Regions from separate parts of the Homo sapiens genome. Here region 1 is linked to region 2. Evidence: chromatin loops called from intact Hi-C (ENCODE). Cell type or tissue: PC-9. All regions are shown on one strand. Each heading gives the region's core, and the rest is flanking DNA. Links, peaks and the distances in the headings are about the cores only. Region 1 overlaps RALB (RAS like proto-oncogene B). Region 2 overlaps LOC105373583 (a long non-coding RNA gene).

The links. Peaks named below come from ENCODE experiments on the same cell type or tissue, not always from the same donor. Only the 100,000 strongest peaks of a DNase experiment are listed, where the experiment ranks them.
Region 1: it touches region 2 in a loop (5-fold over the local background); 9 of 110 quality-filtered maps call a loop at or near these places.

The regions. Positions count from the first base shown.
Region 1 is chr2:120,286,816-120,297,923 of GRCh38, reverse strand. It overlaps RALB (RAS like proto-oncogene B), which reads right to left. Exons shown (of 5, transcript NM_002881.3): 4 at 8,167-8,344; 5 at 3,214-4,783. The coding sequence ends at 4,664. Among named protein-coding and RNA genes, the nearest start is that of RALB, 40 kb to the right of the region's middle. RefSeq lists enhancers at 6,718-7,413, 10,215-10,384. In PC-9, for the core only: CTCF peaks have their summits at 8,198 and 8,430; DNase peaks (open chromatin) are centred at 5,993 and 6,333; H3K4me3 peaks cover 983 bases; H3K27ac peaks cover 3,359 bases.
Region 2 is chr2:120,232,659-120,243,766 of GRCh38, reverse strand. LOC105373583 (a long non-coding RNA gene) reads left to right here. Exons shown (of 3, transcript XR_923259.3): 2 at 5,403-5,475; 3 at 6,016-8,571. It also overlaps a transcript of RALB not described here. Among named protein-coding and RNA genes, the nearest start is that of RALB, 15 kb to the left of the region's middle. RefSeq lists enhancers at 1-793, 4,665-5,864, 11,028-11,108. In PC-9, for the core only: no CTCF peak of the experiment used is centred there; DNase peaks (open chromatin) are centred at 3,966, 4,866, 5,676, 6,046 and 1 weaker place; H3K4me3 peaks cover 2,194 bases; H3K27ac peaks cover 4,614 bases.

The sequences.
Region 1 (11,108 bases), core at 1,955-9,954, 54 kb before region 2:
ATCCATGAGCTCTAAGCAGAATAATCTTCAGAAGAATGGAAGCAGATTCCAAGCGATAGAGGAAGAAACTGGCATGAGGGGGAAGAGAGCACATGAGTGTTCTCTCAAGAAAAAAAGCAACCCAACATCAGGAAAAATGGCGAGGGGGTGAAGGGGCACTGCATAGGAAATAACCAAAGCTGAAGCCCACACATGGCGTGATCCAGGCAGCTGACAACAGTCCGCTGGACCAGACACTAGGAATGCTCCTTCAAGTGGCAGCCTGCACGGCACGGTAAAAGACATGATTGCTGCATGGTGCTCAGCTCGACAGTGAGCCAGGTTCACATAAGTGAGAATAACCGTATCATCTGCGATTGGTGTTCAACTTTCAGAATTAATGTACAGAGAAGCACCAACGCCTGAATTATGCTCACAGAATGGAATGTCCATGTCATCCATCCTGATAATGTAAATAAAGAAGAAAGAACTGACAAGAGCTGGGAAGGAGACAGGGTCAAGAGATGGTGGCAGGACTGCTCACACCCTCACCCTTCCAAGTGGAGAACCACACAGCGCTTTTGAGAGTTGACCAAATAAGAAAACAGAAGTTTAAATATACAGTTTTAAAGGTATAGCAGTCACCAAGAAACGAATTAAAACTGAAATTACTGCTGACGGTCATAACTGGGGGTGAGGGGAACAGGTGAGCTAAATCCTTGTCTGTTATGTCAAATCCTTACTGGAAAGGTCTGAGGTTGAAAAGAAATAATGGCATAAGATGATTATTTAGAAATACAGGAGTACCCAATGAATGAGCTGAGAGTAGGAAGGGTTAGATGTGAGCTTTGAAGCTGGAGCAGGGAAGAGTGAAACTGAAGACCTTCCATCACAACAACTTCCAGGCCACTGGACTTTAAAGCCCATGCAGTTAGAATTTTGATAACATAATTTTAGGCCGGGTGTGGTGGCTCATGCCTGTAATCCTGGCACTTTGGGAGGCCAAGGTAGGCGGATCACCTGAGGTCAGGAGTTCGAGACCAGCCTGACCAACATGGTGAAACCCTGCCTCTACTAAAAATACAAAATTAGCCAGGTGTGGTGGCGCATGCCTGTAATCCCAGCTACTTGGGAGGCTGTGGCAGGAGAACTGCTTGAACCCGGGAGGCAGAGGTTGCAGTGAGCCAAGATCACACCATTGCACTCCAGCCTTGGCAACAAGAGCAAAACTCCATCTCAAACAAACATAAAATAATAATTTTGGCCAGGCGTGGTGGCTCATGCCTGTAATCCCAGAACTTCTGGAGGCCAAGGCAGGCGGATCATGAGGTCAGGAGATCAAGACCATCCTGGCTAACACAGTGAAACCCCGTCTCTACTAAAAAAAAATACAAAAACAAAATTAGCCAGGCATGGTGGCGGGCACCTGTACTCCCAGCTACTTGGGAGGCTGAGGCGGGAGAATGGCATGAACCCAGGAGGCGGAGCTTGCAGTGAGCTGAGATCGTGCCACTGCACTCCAGTCTGGGCGACAGAGCGAGACTCCATCTCAAAAAATAGTAATAATAATAAACTTTTAAAATGAAAATATCGAGGTCAAGTTTACTGCTATAACATTAACATATTAGTACTTTTCAAACACTGTTAAGCTTCTATGGTGCTTTATTAGAAAGTAGCTCATAGACCAACAGAGGTGAGTTTTGTATTTCAGTTGTCATTTAAATTATATGCCAAAATTGACCTAATCTAAAAGACACATTTTCTCCTACATTTTTATGTCATTGGAATCAAGATGAATTCATTTAATTGGTAGGGTTCCTAGTGGTACATAAATTGTTTATGTTATCTTGTAATCAGGGTGCCTTAGATTTAATAGGGCACTTGCAGAAAATTATGTCAACATACTTTTCCCCACATTATTTGATGAAATCAGATTGTTACATCTATTTCTAATACTCTGCTCTGCTCCCTTGTACTCCAGCCGTATCCTGGTTGTTAGTTTCTTCCTGAACACTCCAGGATCCTGGGACTAACTGTCTCCTAGTCTGGAAAGCTCCTGCACCCAGCCCACCCATTCCTCACAGCGCTGGCTGCTTCTGGTCACCAAGTCTCAGTTTACACATCACTCTCTCGGAGAAGCCTGTTGGCCACCCAATCTAAATCAGCTCTATACCTTAGAGACATTTTCTGTCATATTACCCAATTTTCATCAAAGCAGTTATCCTGATGTTTTCATTTCTCTTTCCTTACTAAAGCTTAAGCTCCAGGAGAGTGGACATCTTGCCTATCTTGTTCAACACCACATCCCCAGCACCTAGAATAGAGCTCGACACCAAGTAGGTGCTCAAATAATTCTAAAATAAATATTTTTTAAAATAGCACTAAGCTATGGACATAACATCTAAACATTTAGTGACTGTGTTTCAAATCTATAAGCAGCATGGCTTCATTATTTTTCAATAGCTAAGAATCTCATAAGTTATTTTGTTAGAAGATCCATTTCTAATGGCTATCCAATTAAATTTTAGAAATATACTAATAGAATATATCAAGTATAATTTCTATAGCATGAAACAAGTCATAACATCTTTAATTCATTTGTACATATTCCAAATTTACCTTTTTTTTTTTTTTTTTTTTTTTGGAGACAGAGTCTTGTTGCCCAGGCTGGAGTGCAATGGTGCAACCTCGGCTCACTGCAACCTCTGTCTCCGGGGTTCAAGCGATTCTCCTGCCTCAGCCTCCCAAGTAGGTGGGATGACAGGCGCCCGCCACCATGCCCGGCTAATTTTTGTATATTTTTAGTAGAGATGGGGTTTCCCTCAGGCTGGTCACGAACTCCTGACCTCAGGTGATCTGCCCACCTCAGCCTCTCAAAGTGCTGGAATTACAGGCGTGAGCCACTGTGATCGGCTCAAACTTACCCACTCTTGACTAGAACTGGTATCAAATGGATGGCAAACTAGGATGAAAACAAAAAGCTTGTTTCAAAAATTCAAGAGTGTCATTACCATCAACTTTTTAAATTTTAAGAAGAGATGGAGGAAAGATGAAGTTTAAAGGACGGTTAATACTTACCATTTTATTTGCCTCAACTCAAGTATTAATTGAAATAGTTTGTCAGATATTGAAGAACGCCTGACAAGAATAATGAATAACTGGCCATTCCTTCAGTACTTGCATTTCACATGTATGACAAAAGGATAAAATAAAAAGGCTGAAATCCCGAGAAAGTCTATTTGTCTGCTTTTTTATTCAAAAAAAAAGCCCATGATTCTTTGGGAGGGGATACAGGATTGTTTTCCAGTCAGATCATAATTTCTACCATCTCTGTGACAATCATAAATTCAAAAGGTTCCCACTCTCCGCACCCCGATTCACTTTTGGCACCTATATATGAAATGTCGCTTCTGAAAAATGGGGAAAAAATGTGAATACTGGGCTCTTCCCACAGTGCTCCTTTCCTGATGAAAATCTTTCAGTTTGCTCAATTTAGAATACTGATGCAAGAAAGTTTAAAGATATGTCATCAATGAAAATCTTTTTCTAACTATCTGGCTATCTTAGAAAATAATTATATTAGAAACAGCAGCCAATTCTCAGAGGCAAAGGGGCGATGGCTTATCTCTCTCTACTTCTAATTTTAAATTTAGAATTACAGAGCAATTCTATGAGAGGTAGCAGAAGGTCTGGCACAGGCTCTGGCTTCATGATTTCAGAATACAACTTTAACTCATCACGTCTTTGGGAAGAGTGTGTGTGACACTTAGCAAGAGGCTCACTAGACCTCCGTGTGCAGTGATGCTGATCAGACAGACACATGCATTCACCACTAGTGGAGAGGGAGGGGCCTAACCAGAGGACAGGCAGTTAGGAGAGGACTTAGCCAAAGAACTTAAAAATATCTACACAAGTGGCAATGTGTGTCATTTATAATGCACACCATTCCTGAGTCTTCACTTGGTCTGCCAAAGAAAAGTTCCTACAGAAAAATCAGGATGCTTACAGGAGAAAAATAACCAACACAGATTATAATAGGCCAATGTTTAAATAAGAGGAAAACAACTCACAACTTTCACTTTTCATATGTGAGGAGGAATCAGAAGCTTGGTATTGACCTATCTGGCGCAATTCAAATTCATTTTTTTAGCTGTTTCAGATCCACAGGGTATTGCCAAGAAGCTTACCCAAAAAATCGGTGGATTTTTCAGTGTTCTTAGAGCTGAAGGGATTTTTCTCAGTACTACTACTAAACTGATAAAAGTGGGAGGGCATCTTACTCCACTCCCTCCTCCAAAACCCACTACAACATCTGTAGTTCAAAACGAAGGATGGTAATGTTATAAAACTAGGAACAAAATAAGATGCTATGACAATTCTTTCTCTTTGTAATTAACAGCTGTTTCCTATCTGTGGCACTTTATACATAGCTAAGCTTTTGGGAGGGAAGAAGGGGAGAAGAAAGAAATTCCACAACCTCCTGACAAAGCAGCCCTTCCACTTGCATGGGCTTATTTCTTCTGCCAGCCACAGAGTCACAAATATTTTTCCCCATTTAAAGAAGTTTGAGTGAATGAAGTCGGGGAGAGTGGGAAGCACAAGCAAGAAGTCAACCATAGCCTTCTCTTTACCAACCCAGCCCTGTGTCCTTAGGAGCAGCTGGCTTCATCCGTCACCTTGACACTCATAGTAAGCAACATCTTTCTTTAAAACTTTTCTTGTTCTTGCTGCTTTTCTTGCCATTCTTGTCTTTGTTTTCTGACATCTTCTTTGTTCTGATTTCTCTCATTAGGTCAAAGAACACCTGGGGGTGAGGAGTAAAGAGTAAAAAGAATAGTGAAGAAAGAGCCATTTAATGATTTTTTTCTTTTGTTAACCTGACACTGTGAACACAGCATTTAAGGATTCAATGAAATAATTTGACTAAGCAGGATATGTAGTTACATTTTAAAGCACAAAGTCAAACTGATTTTTATAAACCATATGTCAACAGAAACAATAGCTCTGGGGCAAATAAGAAAAATTAACCTTAAAAAATTCTAATTATACAAAGCAAACATCTCTCATACAACTGCTCGTATCACACAACTGCTCAAGCCAAGGACAGAATCATCGTACTGTCACTGCCATGCAGCAGCAGCTTTTTTTTTTTTTAAATTCAGACAGGGTCTCCCCATATTGCCCAGGCGGGTCTTGAACTCCTGAGCTCAAGCAATGCCCACCTCAGCCTTCCAAGTGCTCGGATTACAGGCGTCAGCCACTGCACCCGGCCTAACAGCTGCTTTCAAAATGATAAAATCTTACAATAAGTGTGATGAAGGGTAAGACATATTTTTGCATATAACAGATCTATACATTTATAAAATTTACAAATATTGAGAGTAATAACAGCAAGCAGACTTTCTAGCATTTCCAACCACCAGGGAAGGGAAGAATGCCATAATGAGTCCCTGCTCCCAGGTGCTCTTGACACCCCTGCATCTGATTTAATCCTTACAAGGACCCCATGGAGGTTGGAACATCATTATGCATGACAGCTTTCCCAGCTAACTCCACAACAGCCACCCTGGGGAGGCAGTAGGATGGGAGAAGGAGGGCGTAAAGCATCAACAACTAAAGCTCCTGCACTAGGCGACTGAGAAGATGGAGGATGAGAGATGTCCTTCTGGCCACCCTATCCCTCCCCACACACACTCCCCCACCCTCAATCTCAGGACAACCACTCCTCCGACCCTTGTGATGTCAGCTGAGAGGAACTTTATCAAGAACTGATGAGACTTGTCCTTTGAAGGTCAGTGTGTTACTTAGATATGGATTATCCTTTTGTCACAGTAGTTTGGGTTTTGCCCTCTGCTACCAGCCATCATGCCAGAGGACTGATTATACCCAAGCAGACAAAATATGAATCCTACGAAGAGACATTTGAGATTTCTCATAGAGAATGACAGAGACTGCAAGTGTGGGACTGAGCACAGCCCTTATCTTCAGACATTCACACAAAACCACAAGCTCCTTCATGGCCACACCTTCTTCTTGGTGAAAAGCAAGATCAAGCCTCTGGAGTGTGGGGCTCCACATGCATTTACCACTAGCTCCAGGCACAGAAAAGCACCCCCAACCCCAGCCCCCAGCTAGATCAGGCCAACCCAAACATCCCTTCTTGCCAGCCTCTCAGGAAAGCACTGCCCAAGACAGCAACAGTGAACAGTTTCAAATGCTACAGGTTTGTCTTTTTGTCCTAACAGCAAAAGACAAGAGGAGGGGAATGGAGTGCATCCAACTTAAAATGATGACAAAGTTGTTCATGGGCTGATCTTATCACACCTTTCATAGAAATTCTTTACAAGTGAATACCATGCTGCCAGTCATAAGTCTCTGCTGGTTCCTGTTTGGCAGGTCAAGCTGGTCCAGCAGACAAGGGGAGATGACAACACAGACCCCCCACGCGACAACCCATCCAGGAAATACACATCCACAGTTCCAAGCTGAGAGAGTCTCCCTGATTTTTTTAAAATGAGCCATATTTCTGGATTTCCTGTGTGGTTTCCACAGCTGGAAAATAATTTAATAAAAATATTTTAAGTAGCACAATAATATAAGAGTGTAAGAGTTGAGAGATGACAATATAAAGAAAAGCTGACGGCGGAACACGCGCTTCCCATTGCAGATTACAACTAAACGGACTTAGGTTGTACAATATATGTATCCTATATGTATATCTATCCTATATGTATATGTCTCCTAAGATACATGTTTTTATGTACGATACATACAAATAGATGTATCTTGCCGAAGTGCGTCTAAAGCAAACCCCTTCTAATACCAACATTCTAAATACCAATGTTCTTCTAGCATCACTTCAAGTGAAAATAAAGCTTGGATAAAAATCTCTCCCTTGTCAGGTAATGAAAGCAAAGGGGAATGTTTCTGCACAAGAAAGAGAAACAGAAGACAGGATATAGGGGATTCAGATGCTGATGCTGCAGAACAAAAAGCAGACGTGTCCACTGTGTGGCTGCCAAAGTGCTATGTGCTTAGATTCTACAAGCACATGGATATGCAGTGAGAGCTAGTGAATGAGGTCAAGGCAGAAAGCCTCATCTTTAAGGCACAGCGTTAAAATTTTAGCTGTGTGGCAACCACCTTGAACTTTAATTTTAAAAAGAAAAAAGGCCTAACAATAGCAATCCCTGATAGGTGGATTTTCAAATTGTCAGCATTCATCATTGTCACTCAAGGTCACCCTTTTATTAGCTTCAGAGATTTGAATGAGAAAGTATGCTGGGATGGGATAAGAGATAAAAAAAAAAAAGAGATCCCAGAGATTTGAGTTCTGAGAGCAAATACTATTTAGAGACTACACTACAAAGATGGAACACTGTGGCTCTGTCAGTGAACAGTAAGGTGAAAAGAACAAATCTGACCAATAACTCAATGAGAGCAAAATCAAGAAGCTCCACGTATCTTTCAAGGGCACCTCCAGGGGAACCTCCTAGAAGCAGCCAGGCCCGCCCACCCTGCTCCTGAAGAGCAAGGCTGTGGAAGGTGAGAGCACACACAGAAGCTAATGACGTCCATCCCTCCAGCCCAGCCTTCACAAACCAATGGCCTCGTCCCACCATCCTTCCCAGGACCACACCAACAGTAAGCATAGTCCGCCGGGTGTGGTGGCTCACACCTGTAATCCCAGCACTTTGGGAGGCTGAGGCAGGCAGATCACTTGAGCCCAGGAATTTGAGACCACCCTGGGCAACATGGTGAAACCCCATCTCCACAAAAAACAGCCAGTGTGGTGGTGCACACCTGTAGTCCCAGCTACTTGGGAGGCTGAGGTAGGAGGATTGCTTGAGCCCAGGAGGCAGAGGTTGCAGTGAACTGAGATCACACCACTCCAGCCTGGTGTCACAGTGAGACTTTGTCTCAAAAAAGAAAAACCCAAAAGAACACATTAAGCATACTCTAATGAAGCCTCATGACAAAGTAAAAGGTTCTGTGAGTTGTCTGAAATACAAGGTGACATCCTCTCAATGTTTCTCATTATAATCATGATAATGGCTTAGACATTCATAGGAATCAGAATCTTCACCTAGTTTTCATAAATGGTTCCCTAAAACCCAGCAGATGAGATGCCTCCATTCTGCTGTTTCTCAGGTCTGTTTCTGAGAAATACACAGAATTCACGCCTACCTTGTCCACGTTGGCCCGGGTCTTCGCTGACGTCTCCACGTACTGCACGCCCCACTCTTCGGCTTTACTCCTGGCCTCCTCCACAGGCACCTGCCTCCGCTCCTCTAGGTCAGACTTGTTTCCCACGACGAGCAGTGGAATTTTATCTTCTTCAGCCTTCACACGGAGAATCTGTTCCCTAAGGTGTTACACCAAAAATACAGCAGCTAAAAAAACTAAAGAACGAACCCTGGTTTTGTGAACCCATCTAAAATAAAAGGCTTTCCTAAGGCAGAAGGAAAAAAAAAAATCACTAGATTTAGGGCATGTTCTGAGAAAGCACTCCCTAGAGGCAGTCATGAGCAAGACAAGTGTTTTCCAAGTCTGCTTCTCAGTTTGCCCACATCAGAATCCCCTGGGATGCTCATCACAAATGCAGATTTCTGGGCTCAGTCTTACAGAAGTGTCTGGATAGGAGCCCAGGATTTTACGTCACAACAGGGTCCCCAACTTATGCACACACAAAAAAAAAAACAAAAAGAAGAAAAATGGTCAATCTCTGCAATAAAAACAAGCTAAGGGAACTATCTCCATAAAATGCTTAATTCCCCTGAAAATATTTGTTTGTGACATAAAAGCTATGAAATCCAGTGTTTTCTATATGGAAGGTGGCAGCCTATTAGTGGATCACAAAACCAATCTAGTGGGTCGCAACCAGCAGTTTCTCCCCCCTGCAGTGAAATAGATTATAGAACAGAACTGACCAGATCAGAAATATCCAAGGGAATCTCAAGTAGGAAAGGTGAATATTGTATTGTTTTGAAACTTCAGTTTTGATTAGATCTGCATGTGTACACGACAAGTATGTCATCCCATCCCCAGTTTCCATGCAGACACAGTAATGTTATAGGCCACAGAATCGAGACAGATATGTTAGGCAGTAATCACATTCCAATACGTACCATTTTTCTACTACAAAGTGAAAAAAATGAAAGGAAATACGACAAGCCCTATGGAAAAGTACTTCAAAAGTGTCTTCTACAAAAATACCATTACTCGTAGCATATTAAATTTTACGTCTACTAAAAATTATCAGCTATCTGAAAGTACTAATCAAAACTAAATATTTAAAAAAATTAAATACCCCATTTCCATTATTTTGGTCCCATGAGAATATTTCTACTTTTATATGCCAATACATTCTAAAAAGAGTCCCCTTCAAAAATGTATTTTGTAGAGATCTGTATTGATTTTTATATGGTATAGGGTAACATTTCACAATAATAAAAATATTTTCTAGGCGTGGTGGCTCACATCTGTAATGCCAGCACTCTGGGAGCCTGAGGAGGGAGGAACACTTGAGCCCAGGAGTTCAAGACCAGCCTGGGCAACATAGGGAGACCTTGTATCTACAAAAAAAAAAACAAAAAAAAAAACTAAAATTTTCATGTAGTCAATTTAAGTGCCAGACATCAAATATTTTAAGACAAACTAAAAAAGATGAAAAGATGCTTGAAATTGGCTTTGTGTAGCCTTGTTATAGCCTACATTTGAACTGGGGTCAAAGAACATGATACATTTGAAGTCATGTGATCATTATAAACTATGAACAATAAAAACTGATAGCTTTCTGGCTCATTAGTCTTGCAGGGGCACACAAAATTACCTCATTGATAAACATATCGATCCAAAAATGGGAGTACCAAGTTCTGGTCTCTTATGACAGAACTTATCTTAGTTCATAAAATATTTTCCAGAAAAAGTTTCAAGGAAGACAGCATATTCACATGTCATTTTATATTGGGGCCTTTCTATTTGGAAGATAGTACACAAATGCTGTTTTAAAACTGCTAACAGACATGAAGTAAAGTGACTTGAGTTTAGCCACAGGGCTCAGATAATTGACCTGCATTCTTCTGTTCCCAACAACATGAGAAACCTACGCAGAGGTCAACTTCCCCTTCTTTCTGGTTTTAGGTATTCATCTGTCCTTTTTCTTCTAAGGATCTCTCTTTCCACCTAACAACCAAAACCCTTTTCCACATTGAGGGGAGCCCTGCTCCAACTCTGTGAGAACGCCCGAGTGCTATCTGTGCATGTGTGGTGACTGAGGAGAGGACAAGGAGCACTTGAAATACCTGTATTTCTCCATATCCTCTGCAGAGAACTCTCCTGCCCACTTCCCTTCTAAGTAAGTCACAGAACAACAGGAAATCAAAAGGCTCGGGACAGGGAAGAAAAGAAGAGAGTGTGTGCATCTGTCCTGTTTTACCCTCTATGAGGCATTAAAAACAGGACTACGCAGATGCAAACAATTATAAATACATGGGCTACATTCAAACAGAGCAGCCCTTAGGAAGGTCTGAAATGTCTAAAAATTAACAGAACTTCTCATAATGAGTCATAGTCACTTAACTAGTCACTGCACCACACGCACTCTGCTTCCAGAAAAGTAGGTCTTCGACTCTGAAGCCTGGAGCTATGAAGCATCACTGAGGCACCTCCCTATTATCTTTCACTAGCCCTGCTGGGTGACCTGTGCTCACCCGAGGCCTCCCTGGCTCAGTGATGCTTCCATCCAAGTCCTGGAAGGATAGCTAGCTTTCTCCTTTTCACCTCTGGTTGACCACCTTACTGTCAGACCAGAACTTGCTGAAGAATGAAAAAAACTGATTTGATTTTTGGGTTTTTTCTCTTCAGTTCCCTACTAAACTCTAGATCTGCTTCTTAAAAAGTCATCTAGATAGATATGTTTATAAGAAGAACAGATTTTTTAAAACTCAATTATGTAGGAGAAAGGGAAGGGCATGGGGTAAAGAGACATTTATAGAGCATAAGAATTATGCCCAAAAGGCTATTTCTTTATAACAAAATGAACTGAAGGTATTTTTTTCACTGCTATATTTTCTTTTTCTTTCTTCTCTAACACCTTCATGGAGAATAGTTGCCATATTTTAAAATAA
Region 2 (11,108 bases), core at 2,101-10,100:
ATGATGCATTTTTATATCTGAAATTCAAATTTAACTGGGCATGTTGTATTTTTATTTGCAAAATCTGACAACCCTACCCAAGCCCAGGAATCTCCAGGTGGGCAAATCTCAGGGGCCCACACCCACCAACAGCATCAAATCCCCCAGCTGCTGAGAGAGGAGGCCAGAGTGGCAGGCCCAAGACACAGCTCTCAGGCAGAAGGACTCCCTCCCCAGGTGTGAAAAGATCCCCCAGTGAGGACAGCTGGGGACTCCAATGAGACAGTGTGTGGCAGCTCTCCTGCACCAGGAGGATGGAGGGAGGTGCTCCCCAGGCCCTGCTCCTCCCCATGGCTCCAGTGGCATGTGCCCTTCTCCTGAGGAATCCCACACAGCCTGTTCCCACCCAGCAGAGTCCTGGTAAGGGCTGGGGCGAGAGTGGTGGCCCAGCCATAGCCTCTGGACTTCTCCCACTTCCTCCTCTAAGAAGCCTTCTTGATGACTCAGGCCTCCCTGATCTGTCCACGCATTTTCACGACCAATTACATGGCCCTTGTCCTCTTCTCTTGTTTTGAGTGCATGAGGGGCCCCAGCTGAAATCAGAAGCCCTGGCAGACGGAGTGCCAATGCTACAGCCCAGCACAATGCACCAAATCAGTGCTCACCTGAGACATAAAGACCAGTGAAAGCCTTGGGCGAGAAAAGGCATGCCTCTGAGCCTTGGTTTCTGCATCAGAACGAAGGGAGCTCTCTCTCACAGAGGTTGATGGAAAGATTACATAATACAATGCCAAGGGCACCATGCCAATTTGGCCCCTGGAAGCCAGTTAGTCCGCGTCCATTTTGTTTATTTTTTTATTTACTTTTTAAAAAAACAGAGATGGTGGTCTTGCTGTGTTGCCCAGGCTAGTCTCGAACTCATGGCCTCAAGTGATCCTCCCACCTCGGCCTCCCAAAGTGCTGGGATTATAGGCATGAGCTACTACACCAGGCCACTTTATTTTTTGTTTTGTTTTAATTTTAAAATTATTATTATTATTACTATTTTTTGAGATGCAGTCTTGCTCTGTCGCCCAGGCTGGAGTGCAGTGGTGCGATCTCAGCTCACGGCAAGCTCTGCCTCCCTGGTTCACGCCATTCTCCCAACTCAGCCTCCCAAGTTGCTGGGACAACAGGCGCCTGCCACCACGCCCGGCTAATTTTGTTTTTGTATTTTTAGTAGAGACGGGGTTTCACCATGTTAACCAGGATGGTCTCGATCTCCTGACCTCGTGATCAACCCGCCTCAGCCTCCCAAAGTGATTATAGGCATCAGCCCCCAAAGGGATTATAGGCGTGAGCCACTGCGCCTGGCCTAAAATTATTTTTAATTGTGGTAAAATATATATGATATAAAAGTCACCATCTTAGCTGTTAAGTGTATAGTTCAGTGGTATGAAGTAAATTCCCAGTGTCGTGCAGCCATCATCACCATCCATCCCTAGAAGTCTAAACACTACACCCATTGAACACTCACTGCCCTTCCCTCCTCTGCCCCCAGCCCCTGGCAACCACCAATCTACTTTCTGTCTCTGTGAATTTGACGACTCCAGGTACCAGGTTTCAGTGGAATCATACAGTATTTGTCTTTTCATGACTGGCTTATTCCACTTAGCATAATGTCCTCAAGGTTCACCTGTGTTATGGCCTGTCCTTCCTTCCTTGTTGAAGCTGAGGGATCATTCCATCACGTGTGCCACACTCTGTTTATCCACTCACCTGCCCATGGACACTGGGGTTGCTTCCACCTCTGGCCTATCGTGAGAATGTTGCTGTGAATGTGGGTGTGCAAATATATCTGAGACTCTGCTTTCAATTCTGTCGGGTATACACTCAGAAGTGGAACTGCCAGATCTTATGTTAATTCTGCTTCATTTTTTGAGGAACCATCATATTGTTTTCCATAGCAACTGCACCATTACGCATTCCCACCCGCAGTGCACAAAGGTTCCAATTTCTCCATGTCCTCCAACACTTGCTCTTCTCTGTTTTTTTGTTTTGTTTTGTTTTTTTGTTTTTTTTGAGATGGAGTTTCGCTCTTGTTGCCCAGGCTGGAGTACAATGGCACGATCTCAGCTCACTGCAACCTCCACTTCCTGGGTTCAAGTGATTCTCCTGCCTCAGCCTGCCAAGTAGCTGGGATTACAGGTGCACACCACCATGCCCAGATAATTTTTATATTTTTAGTAGCAGCGGGGTTTTGCCATGTTGGCCAGGCTGGTCTCGAACTCCTGACCTCAGGTGATCCGCCCACCTTGGCCACCCAAAGTGCTGGGATTACAGGCATGAGCCACCATGCCTGGCCCTCTCTGCTCTTTTAATAGCAGCCATCCTGAGGGTGTGAGGAGGCTGTTTCCTTCCTCTTTGGACCCACACACCTTCGAGCCCCGCTCATAGCAGGCACTCCATGGATCTTCACCCTGTGAACTAGATTCTCTCCTGAGCTTTCTGGCTCCTAGGAGGCAAACAGGCTGTTTCTCTCCCTGCAGGGGACCTTGGGCCTTGTGGCTCTTGGGGATTATTTACAGCCAGGGCCACCTCTGTTCTCCCCTTGGGCAGGCTCGAGGATGAGCCCTTCTGGGAGAGTGGGAGGCAGGGGCCCAGACACATGGTGCATGATTTTCGCCACTGGGCAGTCTCAGCCTTGTGGCTTTCTGCTGGTGCATCCAAGTTAACCCGTCCGTCAGCTCCCACAGGACTAAGGACAAACGCACACCCCGTGACAGTGGATCTGGGGTCCTTGTGACTGCTGCCTCCTTTCCAGCTGTAGGCACCGACTTTGCTTCTGTTCCCAGTTCCTAGCAGTAGGCCTCCGGTCCCCCAAAACCCAGCTCTCTCTGTCTACCCAAAGGCTGAGTATGTGGCAGCCTGAAATCCCACCAGATGCTGTCTCCCCAAGTCCCCACACACTCACCCAGGTGCCCAGAAGCCAACCTCACACTGACTCAGCAGCACATGCAGGAGAAGGCATGAGAGGAAAGACACCCAGGAGGTCATGGAAACAGTAAGCTCTGATGGAGGGAAGGCCTGGCATGATCTAGAATAAGACTGGGGATAGCAGGCCTGTGTAGGCCTGCCATTCTTCCCATCCAGGGGGAAGCTTTAACATCACTTTGGCACCACACAGACCTGGGTTCAAATAGCAGCTCCTGCCAGGTGCGGTGGCTCACACCTGTGATCCCAGCACTTTGGGAGGCCAAGGCAGGCGGATCCTTGAGCCCAGGAGTTCGAGACCAGCCTGAGCAACATGGTGAAACCCTGTCTCTACAAAATACAAAATACAAAAAAGAAAAAAAAATAGCCAGATGTGGTGGCATGCACCTGTAGTCCCAGCTACTCAAGAGACTGAGGTGGGAGGACCACTTGAATCTGGGAGGTGGAGGTTGCAGTGAACCAAGATCACGCCACTGCACTCCAGCCTGGGTGACAGAGGGAGACCCTGTCTCAAAAAAAAATAAAAATAAAAATAAAAAAGTAGCAGCTCCATGAGTACATGCTGTGTGACCCCAGGCAAGTCTGTTTACCTCTCTGAGCTTCCTTTGGCAAATGAGGATAACAACAGGCAAGTCACAAGGTCACTGTGGGGCTTCGAAGTGCAATCCACACCGAGGGCGGGCACCCACCTGACTGCCGCTGTTTCATGCAGAGACCTCCTCCTGCCACCCGCTCTCCCGCTGCTGAAATCCCACACAGAGACCCGGGGTTGGAGGAAAAAAACATGAGATGAAAGGATAACGGCCTTCCTTTTTCCGACAGGAGGCAGCTTGTTCTTAAGGGAAAAAACAGCCCCCTCTGCAGCACCACCTCCACTCCATCCTCTCTTTGTGTTTGAGCTTCTGGGGAAACAACAGGTCCCACGGTAGTTTCCTTCCAGGATCCCCCCTCCCTCCAGAAATTCCCCAATGACTGCCAAGCTCAGTGGTAAGAAAAATGAGCAATTTCCAGACAGAGGCCAGCACATTTCAGAGGCATGGAGTGGAGGCCACGCCCCTCCTGACGGCCCCATCCCCCGCGAACAGTCGTAGGTCACCTGGGCCCACACTCCTAGTCGCGCTTACCTCTCGGAATGCACGGAGGAGGACAGAGTGAGACTCTGGCAGAGGGCTTGCTGAGGGGAGGGCTGAGAGAGTCATCTCCCCCAACCCTTGTCGCTCTGCCCCTGCCCCACATCCTGGGCAATTATACTACTGTGGTGGGGTAGAGGCATCCAAGGCGGAGGCAGGTACTGTGCACCTGCGATACACCTGAGACTTGGAGACAGTGACCCTGGCGTTCAATAAGCATTCATTTAACGGTTCCCCAGGCATGGTGCTGGGGATCAGGGCACAACAGGGACCAACACAGACCCTCACGGGGCGCCAGGAGGAGCGGGGGCATCCAGAGGAACACGTGGAGCACGTGGCTGCCTTTGCCACACTCCTCCTCCCTGCCCTCCTCCCCAGCCCGGCATGGCTGGTGTTCAAAGCCCCTGTGTGCTCTGCTCACTTGAAACCGACTCAGCTGAGGGGCTGTGCAAATGGCGGAGACTGAACAGAGGAGCGAAGTCCCTGAGGGAGAAACCACCCCAGAAAAGACAAGCCAGGTGTCAGGGTGGGGAGCTTGGTTACCACAGTGGGTGCAAGGAGATGGGGACTGAGCAGGGCCGTGGATGCTGGCGGCCCTCAGCCATCATCCTCCCTGCCCAGGCAAGTTGAATGGCAGCCCCAAACAGCAAACTCTCATTTTCCACCTTTTATTCCAGGAAGGGCACTGTGAGGCTGCAGCGGGGAGCGGGGAGCGGGCAGGGGACCTTGGACCAGGACCTCTGACTAAGCCTGAGTCAGGGCTGCCTTCCACTGGTCCCCACCCACCCTTGCAGGCCACTGAGCCGCCTCTCCTGGCTCAGCCTCTCCCACTTGTTGCCTCCGCCCTCAACTCCTTCAGTGACTTCCTCACCTCTTCATAAAGTCCAGGCTCTCGTCTTCTCTCCGGCTGCCCCCGACAGTGCCCCGCACCCAGCCCCTCCCACCACCTGTCTCCCATCTTCCCAGCCTGTCCTCCTCCTGCCCCACTGCCTCACCGTACTCCTGCTCCTCGGGTGCTCCTGATGGCCTCTAACTGTCCTTCAAACCCAGCCCAGTAGCAGGTCTTCTCAAAGGCTTCCTGCCATCCCTTCCCTTCCCTGGGTAGGTATGGAACCCCTCACCCAGGCCTCCTCCACCCCAGCCCTGCTCCCTCCTGAGAAGCCAGGGGTGCACCTCACATCTGTATTTTTGTGCCTGGCGTAAAGCAGGAAAGGAATGAGGATTTCACTGAGAACCTACTGCGTGCTGGCCACTGTTATGAAGGTCATCACAGGGAATGTTCACAACAAACCATGACATGGTATTGTCTCATTTTTACAGGTAAGGAAACTGAAGCCTCAGGCGAAGAGATGATTTCAAAGAACTTCAGAGCTAAGAGTCTTCTTCGACTAAAGTAGGCCCCCATGTTTCCTGGGAGAGGTGGAGCTTGAGGCTTGAGTGGGCTTAAAAAACAATGAGGATTCTGACAAACACAAAAGAGGGAGAGAAAGAGAGAGAATTAGAGCATTCCAGGCAGCAGGGGACTGAGATAAAGGAAGGCCAGGAGGCAGGAAAGACTAGGAAGTGACTGGCAAGACTAGGCGGTTTAGTAGAGAATCCAAGGTATATGCTTACACAAATTACTGGGCAAGGTGACTCACACCTGTAATCCCAGCACTTTGGGAGGCCAAGGTGGGAGGACTGCTTGAGCCCAGGAGTTTGCGACCAGTTTGGAAAACATGAGGAGACCCCATCTCTATTTAAAAAAAGGAAAGGAAAGGAGAGGAGAGGGGAGGGGAAGGGAGGGGAGGGGAGGGGAGGGGCAGCAGAAAGCCTGGAATGGCAGGAGGAACACCAAGCCTGCCACAGACATGGGGCGTTTCTGAGAAGGCTAGGCAGTGTTCCAGTGGGGGAAAGCCCTTGTGGACGACTTCCCTGTCAAAACCCTTCCCAGGAACTTGAAGGGCCAGTTCCAGAGACCCTGTGACCTCAGGCTCCAGAGATGGCTCCGTAAGGCAAACTCACCATGACCACTGGTCAATGACTCACTTCTCCTCCCAGGCGCCCTCCCAGGGATGAGCGCTCCTTCACTCTGCCTCCCTCAGCCCTTGCTCCGGTCTCTCTGCAGCTGGGGTCAGTGTTCCCAGTGAAGTCAGCGTGTGGAGCACACATGCCTCGTACCCACATTCATGCCCATGTGTGCGTGTGCACACGCATGTGGGGCCTGTGTGTCTCTTTCTCTGAGACCCACTCAAGATCTGCATGCACCTCGGGCCCCCTCCCAGAGTGCTGCAGCCAGATGCACCTGGAGCCCCACCCGTCAGCCCAGGGAGACATGCCCCTGCTGAATTCAGAGAATGATCCAGAAGGATTCAGGAAATGAGGACCATTCATGAACCCAGCGACTGATGAAGAGCACCTTCCTCACATCCGCTGCCAAACTCACCCGAAAAGAAGAGACAGAGGAAGACCCCAGAGGATTGCAATTTGAGGACACCTCCAACTCATGCTCACTGCACTTGGTCCAAAATGATCAGAGGGGAGATTTGGCTCATGCTCTGGCCTCACTGGCTCCCATCACCATTGCCTCTGCCCCTCCAGCCTCTGCCAGGCGCCTGGCTCTGACCCTTGCTGACACTTCAGGCCCCTCACCCTTAGAACTGACTGCCAAAGGGCTAGTTGCTTAGTCTTCAAGTAAAGGGGGTCTGGAGGACTATGGAGGAGGCATAGTGCCTAGAGAGCCCCTCGCCTCAAGACACCCCCACTGCACTTGGGAGGAAAGGCAGGGCTGGGGGATGGAGGCACTGTGGGGGCCTTTCCTATTTGGCAGCAGCTGCAGCCATGCGCACCATAGCCACAGCACGCAGCACACATCTTCTGTCTCACAGTGATTGAAGATTTTGCCAAACCACCGGTCAGACAGATTTCCCCCCAAGCCCCACATTAATTGATTTTTGGATTCTGCAACCCAAGCTCAAGCTCAAGCTCCGAGCTCACTGCTGAGCTCAGACTCCTGGGTGTCCCACAACGGCTTCGATGTGGAGGCCATGACGCTGAAGCCAAAGTTGTCAGACACCTGGGCTGCACTTGCCTGTGCAACGAGCCTGGGAAAGCAGCTCTGGGGATTGCACCCACAGTGCCAGGGCTCGGGAGCCTCTGAGCTCAGGGAGGCCTTCAGGGACAGGCGCTCGGCCAGCTGCCTGGGTAGGCTACTAATGAGCAGATGTGTTCCAGGCTGTCTGCCCAAGGGGCAGCTGCACCTGGGCTGGAGAGCTGAGACTCTCTGGGGTTCTGCAGCCTCTGTCCTCCTCAGCCTGGCCCGACAGCCCCTCGTTCTGATACAGGAGGGCACAGCTGCCTGACGCCCCTCCTTCCCCATCTCTGCCTCTCTAATCTTCCTTGAGGAAGATTCCATCAGAGGTTTTACTTACATATTCCTACACCATGCCTGGAACATAGTAGGTACTCAATAAATCCAACTTTTCCTGAGTTAGTGGTGAGGAAAAGCTGGACTCAGGATCAGGCTGCCTGTGAAGCCTGGCCTGTAGCCTGCCAGCTCTCCCAGCCTCAGGGTCCTCACACCCACACGTGTGTGCAGTAACAGAGCACTTCTTGCCTGCAACAGTGCCTGGTTCCCAGTGTATGCCACTGGGATCCGTATTATTATTAAGTGATCCGTATTATTATTTTATCTTAAGAGAGGAATCCAGCTGTGTCCAAATGAGGGGTTGGGACAAAATAAAAGCTAGAATCCAGTCTTGCAGGTGGGGACATGGCACCTGGGTCTCCACACTGACCCGTGCTGCCCACCCTCTCACATGCTATCTAGAGACGGCACTCCTTGTGGAATGCTGCAGGAGGTGCTCCACTGGCACGAAGTGGGTGGGCTCTTAGCACAGACCCAAACAGTAAGTGACTTTTCACACTCCCATCGCATCTCCAAAGCTACATGCAAAACACTGATCTTCACAGGGGTTAGAACACAACTTCCAGAAGGCCTCTTTCTTTTTTTTTTTTTTCTCCCTTTTTTTTTTTTATTATTATACTTTAAGTTCTGAGATACATGTGCAGAACATGCAGGTTTGTTACATAGGTATACAAGAGCCATGGTGGTTTGCTGCACCCATCAACCCGTCATCTACATTACGTATTTCTCCTAATGCTATCCCTCCCCTAACCCCCAACCCCCTGGCAGGCCCCAGTGTGTGATGTTCCCCTCCCTGTGTTCATGTGCTCTCACTGTTCAACTCCCACTTATGAGGGAGAACAAGCAGTGTTTGGTTTTCTGTTCCTGTGTTAGTTTGCTGAGAATGATGGTTTCCAGCTTCATCCATGTCCCTGCAAAGGACATGAAGTCATCCTTTTTGATGGCTGTATAGTATTCCATGGTGTATATGTGCCATGTTTTCTTTATCCAGTCTATCATTGATGGGCATTTGGGTTGGTTCCAAGTCTTTGTTATTGTGAACAGTGCTGCAATAAACATACGTGTGCATGCGTCTTTATAGTAGAATAATTGATAATCCTTTTGTTATATACCCAGTAATGGCATTGTTGGGTCAAATGGTATTTCTTGTTCTAGATCCTTGAGGAATCGCCACACTGTCTTTCACAATGGTTGAACTGGTTTACACTCCCACCAACAGTGTAAAAGCATGCCTATTTTTCCACATCCTCTCCAGCATCTGTTGTTGCCTGACTTTTTAATGATCACCATTCTAACTAGCATGAGATGGTATCTCATTATGGTTTTGATTTGCATTTCTCTAATGACCATTTCTCTAATGATGAGCTTTTTTTCATATGTTTGTTGGCTGCAAAAATGTCTTCTTTTGAGAAGTGTCCATTCATATCTTTTGCCCATTTTTTGAGTGGGGTTGCTTTTTTCTTATAAACTTGTTAAAGTTCCTTATAGATTCTGGATATTAGCCCTTTGTCAGATGGATAGATTGCAAAAATTTTCTCCCATTCTGTAGGTTGTCTGTTCACTCTGATGATAGTTTCTTTTGCTGTGCAGAAGCTCTTTAGTTTAATTAGATCCCATTTGTCAATTTTGGCTTTTGTGGCCATTGCTTTTGGTGTTTTAGTCATGAAGTCTTTGCCCATGCCTATGTCCTGAATGGTATTGCCTAGGGCCTCTTTTTAATCCAAGAAAGAAAGGGGGCAGATAAGATGGCGAAGCATTGCCAGGGTTAACGGGGAGTCTGCAGACCAATGGGTAAAGATCAAAGAGAGCCTGACTGCTGTAACAGCACCCCTCTCTAAACAGGAGGGCACCCCACCCCGGGCATCAGCAATCCTGCACACGGCCATTCCCAGAGCAGCCTGCCTCCACCGCAGCACAGAGATGGGTCAGAATGAACGTCCACCCATGTCAGTGCTCTATCAAATGTCTGCTTAGAAGTTCTTTTTAGGCCAGGCGCGGTGGCTCACGCCTGTAATCCCAGCACTTTGGGAGGCCGAGGTGGGCGGATCATGAGGTCAGGAGATCGAGACCATCCTGGCTAACACAGTGAAACCCCGTCTCTACTAAAAATACAAAAACAAAATTAGCCGGGCGTGGTGGCATGCACCTGTAGTCCCAGCTACTCGGGAGGCTGAGGCAGGAGAATGGCGTGAACCCAGGAGGTGGAGCGTGCAGTGAGCTGAGACTGCACCACTGCACTCCAGCCTGGGCGACAGAGCGAGACTCCAACTCAAAAAAAAAAAAAGGTCCTTTTTAAATAATTATTTTCTAAATATTCTGGTCTGTTCAAGCTGCCATAACAAAGTATCACACACTGGTAGCTTAAACAGCAAACATTTATTCATCAACAGTTCTGGAGGCTGGAAGTCCTCTTAAGATAAAATAATAATACGGATCAGTCAACTGGCATACACTGGGAACCAGGCACTGTTGCAGGCAAGAAGTGCTCTGTTACTACACACACATCTGGGTGTGAGGACCCTGAAGCTGGGACAGCTGGCAAGCTACAGGCCAGACTTCACAGGCAGCCTGATCCTGAGTCCAGCTTTTCCTCACCACTAACTCAGGAAAAGTTGGATTTATTGAGTACCTACTATGTTCCAGGCATGGTGTAGGAATATGTAACTAAAACCTCTGATGGAATCTTCCTCAAGGAAGATTAGAGAGGCAGAGATGGGGAAGGAGGGGCAGCAGGCAGCTGTGCCCTCCTCTAACAGGACGAGGTGCCTAGGCCAGGCACTTGACCCTTCTGAGCCTCAGTCTCCCCCGTAATGGGAGCAAATCTCTCCCCCAGTCCCCACGCGGACATCATGCTAAACAGATGGTAGCGCTTCTCACTATCTTCATTGCCATTGTTATTCTATTTAACACTGAATACAATTTTTTGAAGCCCCTTTCAGACCAAAAAGAGAAAACTGGGCCCTCTGTTTACTACTAAATGTGTTCCTGTTTTTTTGTTAATTAAAAGAAAAAACAACGTCCAACACCTCCATCCCGACCATATTGTTCCTGAAGTTTCCTTTTGCTGATGTATCTGTTGTTGTGGCATCAATAGTCGTAAACCACTTCCACTCTTACTGAGGTGTTTTGTTTTGTTTTGTTTAGATGGCGTTTCGCTCGTTGCTCATGCTGGAGTACAATGGCACAATTTTGGCTCACTACAACCTCTGCCTCCCAGGTTCAAGTGATTCTCCAGCCTCAGCCTCCTGAGTAGCTGGCATTACAGGCATGCACCACCATGCTCAACTAATTTTTGTATTTTTAGTAGAGACGGGGTTTCACCATGTTGGCCAGGCTGGTCTCGAACTCCTGACCTCAGGTGATCCACCCACCTTGGCCTCCCAAAGTGCTGGGATTATAGGCATGAGCCACTGTGCCAGGCTCTTACTGAGCTTTTTAAAGCACCCACTCAGAAACCATCAGGGAGAACCTCTTTCTTCAACCCCCCTGCTCTGTAAGAGCACTCAGAGCTCAAGAGATGACCTGTCTTCACGGGGGAAATCTAGTAACGCTGGATATGCAATAGGAATTCACTATATGAACAGCAATTCACCACACCAAATACCCCCCAGATAAAGCTG